4 separate regions of the Homo sapiens genome follow, and all the other regions are linked to region 1. A link is a contact called in ENCODE Hi-C or POLR2A ChIA-PET data. All regions are on one chromosome and are shown on one strand. Each heading gives the region's core, a stretch centred on a gene start or an enhancer-like site at or near the end of the contact. The rest is flanking DNA. Distances are from core to core; before and after follow the strand shown.

Region 1 (3,133 bases), core at 206-2,705:
TATCCAGCAGCGACAGACTCCCGCCGTCCGCGCGACCCCACCGCCCCCATCCCAGTCCCTCCCCGAGGGTTCGCAGCCCGCCCTGCCCTCGAGCGTGCCTAGCGGCCCTGGGCACTGGCGCGGCTCTACCCAGCTATGCAGTGCTTTCCCACACACTGGCCGCGGCCACTGGCTGCAGACCCGCCGCGGAAAGGGGGCGCCCTGAGTCCCGCTCGCAGGCAGCGCGCCCCGAGAGACCCGCTCTAAGGCATCCCCGCAACAACTCTGTGGGGGCATTCAACTCCCCCGTGCGCCGGTTAAGATTCCCCCATGCCTCCTGCAATGCACCAGACCAGGGAGGTAAACATCGAAGGCACCTGCATTGCGCCCCCACTGGGATGCGCTGTGCGCAAGAGACGGGGACCGTCTGCTGCAAAACCGGATGATCGGAGACGCAGGGAGTTAGGAGTGGGTTTTCTTAGGACTCACCTTATGTAGTTTCCACATGGCCCCCAGAGCCTTGACTTCGTGGCTGGAGTGTTTGCCCTCCTCCAAGCACTGGTAGCACACGGGCATCTTGCATTGCACGCAGTACATGCTGTGGTTCTCCAGCTCGTGGTCTGTGCAGGTGGAGACCTTGCGTGGGCTCAGCCTCCGGCTCACACGACCCTGGGCCGGGGGCACCAGGCGGTGCTTGGCTAGGGGCCCCCGGGGCGGGTGGCAGCGCAGGCGGCACGGATCGCAGTAGAAGACATCGCACTGTTCGCACATGACGGTGGCTTCCTTGGGCGCCTTCTCGCAGAGCTGGCACTTGAGGGCCGCGGCTTTGCTCTGCTGGTAGCGGTCAATTACCCCTTCCAGTACGCGATTCTTGGGGAAGCCGCGGAGCCCCCGGTCATCCAGGATGAGGCTGCGGTGACACTGGGGGCAGGTGATACAGGAGTTGCGGGGCACCGGGGCCAGGGCCGGTGACAAGTGGGTGGCCGGTGGCGGCATAGCCGGGGGAAACACGCGGACGCCGTTGGGGGACTTCTGGCACGGGGTAGTGGGGGCGCTGGCGAACCCCCCGTAGGAGCCATAGCCGCTGTCCGCCTCGCTGTATAGGCTCATCTTGTCCAGGTCCAGATAGTCATAGTCGGAGACCCCGGAGCCCGCGGCCCGATGGCTCTGGGGGGATTCAGACTCTGGGGTCTGCACCAGGATGTTGCGGGCGCACGCCTGACACAAATTGTGAGAGCAGGGCAGGATGATGGGCTCCCGATAGAAGGAGCCGCACACGGGGCATTTCAACTCCTCTTCCATCTCCTCCATGGGGACCGGTCTGGGAGGAGACAGCGACGGCTGCAGCGGGTGCCTGAGCTGGCGAGGTGGCCGACGGGCCCGTCTTGTCCAGCACCCTGGCCAGCGGCGGCGGCTGTGGTGGTGGTGCCTTCCCGCGCAGCACTGGCACGGACACCCAGAGAGGCGCTAGCTCTGTGAGCCGCAGCCGCGTAGCCGCCGCGCCGCGCGCCAGCCCGGACCGCCCCTACCTGCCCTCCTAGTCCCGCCCCGGCCCATGAGCAGCGGCCCATTGGGCGGGGGGCAAGAGATCGAAGCTCTCATTGGCCACCAGACCCGTCCGTCTCCTCGTCTCCGCAGGCCACAGGGGGTTCGGTAGAGTCTGAGGATAGGGCAGTCTTCGCTCGCGGCTGCAAGATCTCTGAAGGGGGCCGGCGTGCGGAGGCTAGGGGACCGGGAAGGAGGAGTTAGGCGGGATGATTCATCCTCGCCCGGCTTACTTCCGACCTCCGGTGCAGTCTCCCAGGAGCTGGGGGCGTGAGAAACCCCTCCCCGCAGCGAGTGGGCTGCCGGAGGGGGCTGGGGCTTCTCGCCAGCGTTTGCGTTTGGCTCCCAGCTCTGAGCTCCGCGCCCACCTACCGCGGGCGAGTGCTGCGCAGCACGGAGGACGCCCCTTCTCTTCCGCTGCTGGCAGCCTTCGCAGGCGTCTCACCCGGGCCTAGGCTTCTGCACGGCAGTGGGGCTTTTCTCCTTCTCCGTGAATCCGCTGACGCCGTGCCCTGGAGCTCCCCCATCCCGGGAGTCTGACGGCGCTGGCGCAAGCCCTGGCGACACTCTTGGCTTCTTTCATCCTGCGTCCCTCGTTTCCTAAAGAGCATGTATAAAGTCGATTTCCTAGTGTCGACATGAGATTCAACTGGGTAACCGATGGAAATGGTCAGCATTAGTCAGAATCTATGACCCCTTCGTTTCATGCTTTAAATTATAGCTCGGCCCAGAGGCCTCAGTGCCGTGGTGTGAACGTGCTTCCTTCCACGGATCCTTCTTCCTCCTCGCGGCCTCCCAAAGCACCTGGCTGAGCTTTTTCGAGGCCCGCTGGGCCTTTGGTTCGGTTGAGGCAAGAACAGTTTGTCTATTTCTGAGTGCCCGTAGTTTAGTAAAGCTCTGTAAATGAATCACTGTGTGACTGCGGAGTCTCAGTGTTTCACTCCAAACAGCATTATTCAACCCCACGTGCCCTGGGCATCTGCCATAGCTTACAGCATCGTGTGCCTTTCTGTTTCTTCCAACGAGGGGCATGGTGAGGCGGTGATTCTAGTGTTAGTCCCTGTACAAGGAGGGAGGGAGGGAGGGAAGAAGGGAAAGAGGGAGAGAGGGAGGAAGGAAGGGGGGGGGAAAGGAAAGGCGGAAGGAAGGGAAGAAAGGGAGGGAGGAAGAAGAAAAGGAAAGGAAAATCTTTGAGTCAAGTGACATTCTGAGGTAGTAACATTTGAAATAGTACATAGCCGGCTTTTGCTGAATGATTCATGAAGTAAAGGACAAAAACTCTTTGCAAGTTCTAGAAATATTCCAATTTTCCACCTTCCAGACAGGAGATAACTTGATTATATGCAGCTATGTTGATAATTTAAAAGTACTTTATTGTCCAGAAAAAAAATGGACATTTTATTACACTGCCCTTGTAGAAATTGTCCAATAAACTAGGTTATCTTTTCAACATCTTTAGTTGCAGTGAGAACAGTAGTTGATCATTGTGTGGGGGAATAAAGTCCCCATTGTTATTTAAAGCCATGTTAATCATAAATGTGACGTGATTTATTTTTAAGCTGGCTTTCAACTAGTTGAGACCAGAGCATCCAAAGGTATATGCACTCTG
Region 2 (3,133 bases), core at 371-2,870, 1.6 Mb after region 1:
TACATGATTCTTATATCATCTGGCAATAAAAGCTATAACAAAGTACACAAAGGAATCATCATTGGGCATCAATAATTATTAAAGATGCTGGTGAAAAGAAAAGACAACTTCAGTTTCATAAACACTAAAGAACCAAAAATACATGACCTAGCTAATTATACAATAATTCTTCAAATTAAAAACTTCCTAGCAGGATATTATGTGCCTTTTTATAATTTTAGAAGATGAACAGTTAAAATAGAAAATGGAGTGGTCAAGTTAGCCATCTCATACTCAAATTATTGTACAGTTCTATTTCTATGTGTTGGCAGTGCATTTTATGTGACAAAAAGTAGAATGTAGGGGGAGGTTTAAGTCAAATATCTATGTGATCTTTTCACTTATAATTTGCATTTAGTTAAGGAGTGACTATCTTGCCTTTTACCTTTGTGCTGGCGGTGGTTTTTTAAAGAATCAATTTGGTGTACAAATCCTTTCTTTCTTTTTTTATTTTTGATTTTTTTTGAGATGGAGTTTCGCTCTTGTTGCCCAGGCTGTAGTGCCATTGCACTATCTCAGCTCATTGCAACCTCCGCCTCCCGGATTTAAGCGGTTCTCCTGCCTCAGCCTTCTAAGTAGCTGCGATTACTGGCATGCGCCACCACACCCAGCTAATTTTTGTATTTTTAGTAGAGACGGGGTTTCTCCATGTTGGTCAGGCTGGTCTCAAACTCCCGACCTCAGGTGATCCACACGCCTCAGCCGCCCAAAGTGCTGGGATTACAGGCGTGAGCCTCCGCGCCCGGCCCAAATCTTTTCACCATGGGTTTACAGGCATAACGCCACCACACCCAGGGAATTTTAAAATTGTTTTTTAGAGAGGGGGGTCTTACTATTTTGCTCAGGCTGGCAAACTCCTTTTAAAAGATATTGAAAGCCATCTGGTTTATTATTTTTATTTCAAAATATAATAATGGAAGAAATTTTACAGTATTATATACAATTTACTGAGTCAGCTATCAGTTCCTTTTTCTGATTTTTTTCTAGTTGCCATTCTTGATATTTTCTAGGTAATCTAAACTGAGTTGTATTTTCAAGTACTCTTAAAATACTTTAAAAAATTTTAAATTGAGCCGTTTAATTCTTTGCTTAAAGGTGATGGGTATTTTATTTTCTGTATGGCACCACGTGATTTTAAATTGAACTCTTCATTTATTAGTCATTTGGTTATAAACTCAGCATAGATTGCGCAGAATTTTGAGAGGGGAGAAACTATAGCTTTCCTTTCGGATGCCACTGGTGGGTAGCCTGTTTTGCCTGTTTGTTCTTATGTTAAAGAAGGGCTCTACGTCCTGTCTGGAAAGGGCGGAGCTGGCTCGGACCGCCCCACTGCCTTTCCCAGGACCTTCACTCGTCCTGTCCCACCGCAGCCCCGCCTCCTCCACGCCGGGTGAGCTGTGGCCTAGCAGCATCCGAGGCTCCGCCCCCCCCACCCCCAAGCGTCTGCGCTCTAGCGAAGGGGCGGAGCAGGGCGGTGGCGCGCTGACACCTGGCGGCGGCGGAGGGCGGGCAGAAGGCGAGCGTGGGCTGGGATTGGCTGAGGCGACGCGGGTGGAGGGGGCGGGAAGGAGGCGGGGAGACGGTTGTCGGGCTGGTTCCTGTGCTGGATCCTGGGCGGCCTGAGGGGTACGGAGACTCTGGGGGAGGGAGACGGCAGCGGCATGGCGGCCGGGTGTAAGACGCCCGACCCTCCTCTTCCCTGTCTTCGCCGCCGCCGCTGCTGGAGTCACTGGGACCCTGTAGTCTGCGTGTGTTAGTTGTAATCCCGCCGCCCTCCTGTCAGCCCTCCGCTCCGCCGGCCCTCCTTCCTTCCGCCGCCGCAGCCAGCCCGAGGGTCGGCCGGCTGTGTAACACTCTCCCACCCCACCCACCAGCCCGCGGGCCAGCACCATGGAGGACGTGAAGCTGGAGTTCCCTTCCCTTCCACAGTGCAAGGAAGACGCCGAGGTGAGTCGCTCCCGTGGCTGCCACGCACAGGCCTCTCCCTGTGGCTCCGGCCGAGGGGCGACCCCAGTCCCCAACCGTCTTAGCCGCCACCTGTACGGGCGCCCTGCCTCCTAAGGGCGTCCCGGGACCTCTGAAGCCGAGCGGTCGGCTCCAATCCCCACTGAGTTGCTCGTCCTCTCCAGACCCCGCGGAGGGGCAGCGTCTGGTGTACTTACATTTGAGAAGAGGAAAAGCAATCCCTTAGTCCCTAGGCTTGGCATCCAGGACTGACCTGGAGTAAGGTTCCTCTTTTATTGTCAAAGTAACAAGAGAGCGAAGTTGGTTTAGTCTCCTTTTGAGGAATATCTGTGGTGTAAACGATTCACTTGTGGGACACATGGCCCCACATGTGAAATAGACTCGGCGCCTGAAGTTTGGAAGCGCGCCTTCGAAAAGTTTCCCAAAGTTTTTTGTTTGTTTTTAGACAAAGCTATGACCCGCACAACAAAGTGTCTCAAAGCTAGCTCATCTTAATCTGAGAACTCTTAATCAGAAATCTTGACCTTTGGAGGAAAATTAATATTGAAAGTAAAATACTATATACCTTTTCTCCTGGTTTCTAATTTGTGGCTATTTTTACTCCACCTTAGATCCCTGCCTGCTGTTTCTACTCGGATTTTTTTTCATCTGTTGCTAGTTTAACATTTTACGGCATTGCAGACTACTAAATTAGAATTTTCTGGAGGCTAAATTAACAAGACGAAGATACTCAGCTATACTTTAGTAGGATTAAGAAAGAAAATCTAACATCGCTAGTTAAAAATACCTTTAAAGTAGTTGGGAAAAATAAAGCCCTATTTTTAGGAGACCATTCAATTTATTCCGAATATTTATTCTATTGAATATCTTCATTGGAGGTTCACTTTTTTTTTTTTTTTTTTTTTGAGACGGAGTCTTGCTCTGTCGCCAGGCTGGAGTGCAATGTGGCGCGATCTCGGCTCACTGCAACCTCCGCCTTCCGGGTTCAAGCGATTCTCCTGCCTCAGCCTCCTGAGTAGCTGGAACTACAGGCGCGCACCACCACGCCCAGCTAATTTTTGTGTTTTTAGGGGAGACGGGTTTCACCATTTTGGCCAGGGTGGTCTCGATCTCCTGACCTTGTGATCCG
Region 3 (3,133 bases), core at 354-2,853, 1.6 Mb after region 1:
TTGAGTACATGCCATGTGGCAGATGTTGTGTTTAGGCACATTATCCTATTTAATACTCATGACAACCCCATTAGATAAGTGCAATTATTATGATCATTTTACAGAGATATTGAGGGAGTATGTAATTTTCCCCAAATCACAAAAATCTGAAAGTTGGCCAGGCGTCGTGGCTCACGCCTGTAATCCCAACACTTTGGGAGGCTGAGGCGGGCGGATCACTTGAGGTCAGTAGTTGGAGACCAGCCTGGCCAACATGGTGAAACCCCATTCCTACTGAAAATACAAAAATGAGCCGGGCGTGGTGGCGGGCGCCTGTAATCCCAGCTTCTCAGGAGGGTGAGGCACGACAATCGCTTGAACCCGGGAGGCAGAGGTTGCAGTGAGCCAAGATCGCACCACTACACTGCAGCCTGGGTGACAGAGTGAGACACAGACTCAAAAAAAAAAAAAAAAAAAAAAAAATCTGGCCGGGCGCAGTGCCTCACACCTGTAATCCTAGCACTTTGGGAGGCTGAGGAGGGTGGATCACCTGAAGTCAGCAGTTCGAGACCAGCATGGCCAACATGGCGAAACCCCGTCTCTACTAAAAATACAAAAATTAGCCGGTTGTGGTGGCGCACACCTGTAATGCCAGCTACTCCGGAGGCTGAGGAAGGAGAATTGCTTGAACCCGGGAGGTGGAGGTTGCAGTGAGCTGAGATCGCGTCACCGCTCCAGCCTGTGCGGCAGGAGCAAGACTCCATCTCAAAAGTAAATAAATAAATACATAAATCTGAAGGTTCTATCAGACTTCAAAGTTCCTGCCTCAGCCTACTTCAGCATCTTTATCTTGTACCCCACATCTCTACAACCCACCCCCTACTGGTCTCATTGGCCTCCTTTCTGTTCCTGGAAGTGAGTCAAGCTTTCTACCCACAACCCCCACCCCACTCCACTCCAGGACTTGCACTGTTTGTTTAGGTTTTCTTCAGTTGTTGCAAGGCTGGCTCCTTCTCATCTCAGATATCTGTTCTAGATTAATTCTTCCCACCATACTTCTCACCGTGTTTTAATTCCTTCACAGTATTTGTTAAACTCTGAAGTTTTTTTTATTATTATTTCCTATCAAATGATAAGCAGATCTACCTTTAATACCTCATTCACTGACTGAATGGATGAATAAAACTGTCTACTTCTCCAGCACGTGGAGGTCTTGGACAGTACTGTGTTATAACAAAGGCCATCTGTGTTGTGTCGACAGGCCATCGGAACTCCTTTGAGGTATTACACATTTCCTACTTCACTTCCATCTCAGTTTATTACAGAGCCTTTTATACTTCCGGGACAGCAGTGACTTAATACTGAGGCCTCTCAGGGGAAGACCGGGATAACTGAGTCCTGCTTTACCTATCTCGGCTTGCAAGAAACGGTATAGGTGGAGGCCTCTTTCAGTGTATGCCGGCGCTCTAGGTGAACCGAGACATAGAGGTGGAAGTGGAGTAGAAAGACGGGGCCAACCGGAAGGGGAGGGCTCATGGGCGAACCCACCCCTCCAGGCAGGGTTTCGCCCCTCGCCCCGCCCCTTCCCCCGCCCGGACGGCCATGGCCATTCCCGGCATCCCCTATGAGAGACGGCTTCTCATCATGGCGGACCCTAGAGATAAGGCGCTTCAGGACTACCGCAAGAAGTTGCTTGAACACAAGGAGATCGACGGCCGTCTTAAGGAGTGTGAGTGCACCTTTCTTTCCATTTAATCAAGTGCCTCGACTCGCTTCTGCCTCTGACAAAGCAGAAGCCTTTCGCCGAGCCCGGCAACCGAGCCTTAGAGATGACCAGGCCTAGGGCCAGGGACAAGGCGCTTTGTCATCCGGCCCTGAGCTTGTGGAGCAGCACTCCTTCGGGTGTAGAAATGGCCCAGTCCAGCCCGGGTGACAGAACATCGGCGGCCTTGAGGTGAAAATGAAAAAGAAGTAGAGGAGGAGTGGGGAAGTGGGCCGAGGATGTTTCCCAGGTTAGGGTGCAAGAAGGGCAGTCTTGGTGGAGTCCCGGGACTTGGAGAGGGGAAGGCGCTTGAGTCAAGTAAGCTCAAACAAGAGATGAGACTCAGGGAGTCGGCTTGTTCTTGGAGTCGAAAGACGGCCGCGGAGCTTAAGAGAGAAGTGTTCCAGTTGTCATAATAACCCATATCGTCTTGTGTTTCGTGTTGTACTGTATCAGGCATACAAATTTCCCTTACCTCCTGAGTGCTTAACTTTTTTTTCCAGTGCATTTTCATTGAAAAGCATGAGTAGTTTAATTAAATGGAGGACCATAATTACATGATTCTGTGGAGAACTGCATTTGTTGACTTTATTTAGGGTAGAATGTCAGAGAACAATCCACGTGGGTAGGTGAAGAGGTGAGGAAGGGTCTAAGTGATTATCATTCGGATTTGTAGTCGCAAATCCTAAGTGTCAGGGTGTCAATATCTTCTAAGACTATAACTTAAGATGTGCTTAAACAAGTATTGCCGATCAACAAAGTAAAAGTATGGTGCTTTCTCTGTAACATTTTGTTGTTATACATGCCACCTACTCATTACAAACAGCATTATTTCTTTTATGGTTTGAAACAGTGGATGTGAAACTTAGGTAAAGTGAAGTAGACTTACGTAAACAGTAAAGTGAGACGTAGCGACTTAAACACACTAAGATTACTGTTCAATTAAAAATGTTCAAATTGTATTATTTCAGTAAGGGAACAATTAAAAGAACTTACCAAGCAGTATGAAAAGTCTGAAAATGATCTGAAGGCCCTACAGAGTGTTGGGCAGGTAGGTGATGGAGTTTGGGGAATAGGGGGTGATGGTAATTTGCTTTTTTATTTAGCTGTTGCCAAAAAGTAATGCTTTTTATTTTCTTCCTTAGATCGTGGGTGAAGTGCTTAAACAGTTAACTGAAGAAAAATGTGAGTGATGAATTAGCTTATTAATTAGTAAAGAAACAGTCCACCTCTCTCTCACTTTTGAAATGCTTATTATTTTAATGACAATAATGCAGAGAGAGAGAGTATTTTTGAATAGACTTAAGTTTTCCTTCAACTAATGTCTCCTTGGAGGACAGAAATACAACTAAACCCTCTGTCAACGTGGGTATGTATTTTTTTACTTTCTAT
Region 4 (3,133 bases), core at 310-2,809, 1.5 Mb before region 1:
ATCAGAAAGCTGGTGATTTTTATCTCAAAGAGCCAATAATAAATTCGTTTTCACCTTAAAAAAAAAAACCCAAACTACTATTTAAAAGATTTTCAGAAGCCAAAAGTTTCACAGTCAAAAGTTTCATATAAACACTAGCTTGACTAAGATGATCAAGAGATAGAAGCACTAAATGGCAGACCATTGTTTGCTGAATCTTAACAATGTCTTTCCGGCCCCAAACTTTAAGTTCATTCCAGTGTATGACGCTTTCAAACATTTTGGGTTGGCCGGGCGCGGTGGCTCACGCCTGTAATCTCAGCACTTTGGGAGGCCGAAGCAGGCGGATCACGAGGTCAGCAGTTCGAGACCAGCCTGACCAACATGGTAAAACCCCGTCTCTACTAAAAATAAAAAAATTAGCCGGACATGGTGGCAGGCGCCTGTAATCCCAGCTATTCAGGAGGCTGAGGCAGGAGAATCGCTTGAACCGGGGAGGCGGAGGTTGCACTGAGCGGAGATCACGCCATCGCACTCCAGGTTGGGTGAGTGCGACTCCGACTCAAAAAAAAAAAAAAAAAAACTTGGGGTCAGCGGTTAATACATATATTTGGTTAGAAAATATCTAGGTACAGCCGCGCGTGGTGGCAAGAGCCTTTAGTCCCAGCTACTCGGGACGCCAAGGCAAGAGGATCGCCTGAGACCAGGAGGAGTTCGAGGCTGCAGTGAGCCGTAACAACGCCACTGCACTTCAACCTGGGCGACAGAGGGAGACCCTATCTCTAAAAAAAAAAAAAAGAGAATAGGTACTTACAAGATTGATAAATGAAACAAATGTAAAACAATTTTAGTGGCTTCTCTAAAGTGAATTTCACCAAACACAATACACGGCACCTAAAACTGGCTAAGCTATCTAGGTAAAAAAGGGAGTAGGAAAGACTAAGTCCTTCACCTTCTCCATTCTATTAATTTGATTGCCCAAACCATCAACACTGTCACCAGCTACCAACTAAAAAAAGAGGAAAAGCTCTTGGTCGAATGCTCAGAATTACCACTCCAGGGAAGATCTGTCCGTTTGTCTTTCGCGGAAAAAATAACCCCCACAACCTTCTCTGCCCAAACAACATGGAGTACGCCTGCAGACGCCTACCTTAATGAAACCGATATCCTTCGCGTACTGACGGAAACACTGGCGGCACATATTGAGGCCATATTTCCGGATCAGACCGTGCCGGTTTGAACAGACACGACTGTAAGAAAAGAGACAGCGGTTTTGCAGGTCATAGAAATTACAAGACTCCGCACTCAGACGGCTACTACCCGCATCCCGGGACTCCCAAGCCACAGTACAGGCCTGTAATGGCGGCACCAGCGACTCCCAGTCGGCGTGCTCCCTCGTGCCGCCCGTGGCCTCCTCTACTTGAGATTTTAAGCAGCCTAGCGCTCCACGGCAACGCTTCCCCAAAATCACAAACTATTTCTCACCAAGAGCGAGAACCCTGGCCGAATTTTCGCGGGTGGCTCCAGTACAGCTGCTGGTGACCCATCTTGCTCTCAGCAGTGCAACGAGGTAAAAGGAAGAAGCTGGCCCACGCATGCGCTCTTCAAATTTTTGAGACAGTTTACCCAGAATGCAGTGCTCAAAGGAAACGCGTGCGCAGTGTGGTCAGGTTGTTTCGCTGGGTGAGTAAAATGAAATCTTAGAGGCGTTGTGGGCTGGCCCAGTTGATGACGTCACCATACCACAGCTTCTAGTGCTATTCTGCGCCGGTATCCGACCGCCGGGCGCGGTGGCGCGTGCCTGTAGTCCCAGCTACTCGGGAGGCTGAGGCTGGAGGATCGCTTGAGTCCAGGAGTTCTGGGCTGTAGTGCGCTATGCCGATCGGGTGTCCGCACTAAGTTCGGCATCAATATGGTGACCTCCCGGGAGCGGGGGACCACCAGGTTGCCTAAGGAGGGGTGAACCGGCCCAGGTCGGAAACGGAGCAGGTCAAAACTCCCGTGCTGATCAGTAGTGGGATCGCGCCTGTGAATAGCCACTGCACTCCAGCCTGGGCAACATAGCGAGACCCCGTCTCTTTTGAACAATAAATACGTTAATTTTGGACTCTCAAGAGATGAATATTCTCATAGTCTTTTTTATTGATTAAACCTTTTACTTTCTTTTAATTAAAACGTTACACTTGGGAAAGGAGTTTTTCCTCGACTCACCAGTGACACCTACTGGAATAAATTTACAAAACAACTTAAAATCAGCTGTAATGATCACGAGTCAACGGTAGGGTTTGCTTTTATTTTGTTAAAGAGAGTACGTTTTCAAATTTATTTTTTTGACACACTCCTCCAAGAAATACACCTACACCATTCCAAAAAAAAATGAGATTCTTTGGCATTTAGTGTATTTGATTCTTAAATGTAATTGGCTGAATGTAAAGTAATAAACAAGTAATGTGCAGTGTATGTTGCTTTGACCAGATAATTTGGTGACAAAACAAGTAATGAAAAGCAAATGCAAAAATGCAAAAAACCAATGTCAATAAACGAATTTCTGCTGAAAGATACCTACATTCCATATGGTCATTTATAATGCCTCCAGATAAAACTGCTCTGAAATCAAAGCTTTAACTAGATTTATAAAATGTAGCACAGGGTGCAACAATTCCAGAAACTTTTACATATAAACTTTTATAAATTGAAATACAACACTTCTTTAAGGTATGTTATGTCAGGGTTCTAGTGGGGTCCCCCTACCCAATCATTAAGTTAGGCATTGTATTATATGATTAAGGAAGGAGGGGAGTCAGAGATTTGTAAACTAGATATAACTTGCTCCTTGCCCTCAAAATTTTCTAATCTGTGGGAAACAGGATTATCTCCAAGACTTCAACATACAACGTTTGTGCACCAACAACATATGTACAGCTAAGGAAAATATTCTGTATTAAATCATGGGTGTGCTCATGAAGTACGAAAGGAGCCAAGAAGAGAAATTAATTCCAGTTCGAGGTACATTTGAGAGACCTTTGAGGTAGACCTTGAAGAATGGGATTTCTACAGGCAGCACTTGACAGAAGGGAATGCCTGGTGAAAGGAAGCGCTTGAGCCAAGGTAAGGTGAACAACTTTGTGTAACTAGAATAGAAGATGGACAAAAG

The links. A loop is a pair of places that touch in the nucleus more often than their neighbours do. ChIA-PET counts read pairs that join two places held with the same protein, here RNA polymerase II (POLR2A). Pooled maps may share reads with other maps.
Region 2: a map of B cell shows a loop between it and region 1 (35-fold over the local background). The contact joins the promoter of STYX here to the promoter of TRIM9 in region 1. A Hi-C loop is called at or near these places in 2 of 168 maps with a recorded cell type or tissue (B cell and naive thymus-derived CD4-positive, alpha-beta T cell) and 3 of 50 pooled maps.
Region 3: a pooled map shows a loop between it and region 1 (12-fold over the local background). The contact joins the promoter of PSMC6 here to the promoter of TRIM9 in region 1. A Hi-C loop is called at or near these places in 1 of 168 maps with a recorded cell type or tissue (B cell) and 5 of 50 pooled maps. POLR2A ChIA-PET finds 5 or more read pairs at or near these places in 1 of 52 experiments (SK-N-SH).
Region 4: a map of naive thymus-derived CD4-positive, alpha-beta T cell shows a loop between it and region 1 (5-fold over the local background). The contact joins the promoter of RPS29 here to the promoter of TRIM9 in region 1. A Hi-C loop is called at or near these places in 1 of 168 maps with a recorded cell type or tissue (naive thymus-derived CD4-positive, alpha-beta T cell), 1 of 37 single-sample maps with no recorded cell type and 8 of 50 pooled maps. POLR2A ChIA-PET finds 5 or more read pairs at or near these places in 2 of 52 experiments (T-cell and naive thymus-derived CD8-positive, alpha-beta T cell).

The regions. Positions count from the first base shown.
Region 1 is chr14:51,093,650-51,096,782 of GRCh38, forward strand. It overlaps TRIM9 (tripartite motif containing 9), which reads right to left and starts at 1,456. Exons shown (of 13, transcript NM_001387360.1): 1 at 469-1,456. The coding sequence starts at 1,290. RefSeq lists a silencer at 1,448-1,517.
Region 2 is chr14:52,728,546-52,731,678 of GRCh38, forward strand. It overlaps STYX (serine/threonine/tyrosine interacting protein), which reads left to right and starts at 1,621. Exons shown (of 11, transcript NM_145251.4): 1 at 1,621-1,986. The coding sequence starts at 1,930. PSMC6 (proteasome 26S subunit, ATPase 6) reads left to right here. Exons shown (of 14, transcript NM_002806.5): 14 at 1-45. RefSeq lists silencers at 1,306-1,765, 1,836-1,915.
Region 3 is chr14:52,705,597-52,708,729 of GRCh38, forward strand. PSMC6 (proteasome 26S subunit, ATPase 6) reads left to right here and starts at 1,604. Exons shown (of 14, transcript NM_002806.5): 1 at 1,604-1,708; 2 at 2,713-2,792; 3 at 2,887-2,926. The coding sequence starts at 1,624. RefSeq lists enhancers at 1,155-1,264, 1,285-1,344, 1,645-1,894, 1,915-1,964.
Region 4 is chr14:49,584,821-49,587,953 of GRCh38, forward strand. It overlaps RPS29 (ribosomal protein S29), which reads right to left and starts at 1,560. Exons shown (of 3, transcript NM_001032.5): 1 at 1,465-1,560; 2 at 1,130-1,229. The coding sequence starts at 1,526. It also overlaps RN7SL1. RefSeq lists enhancers at 591-640, 1,239-1,738, 1,611-2,120.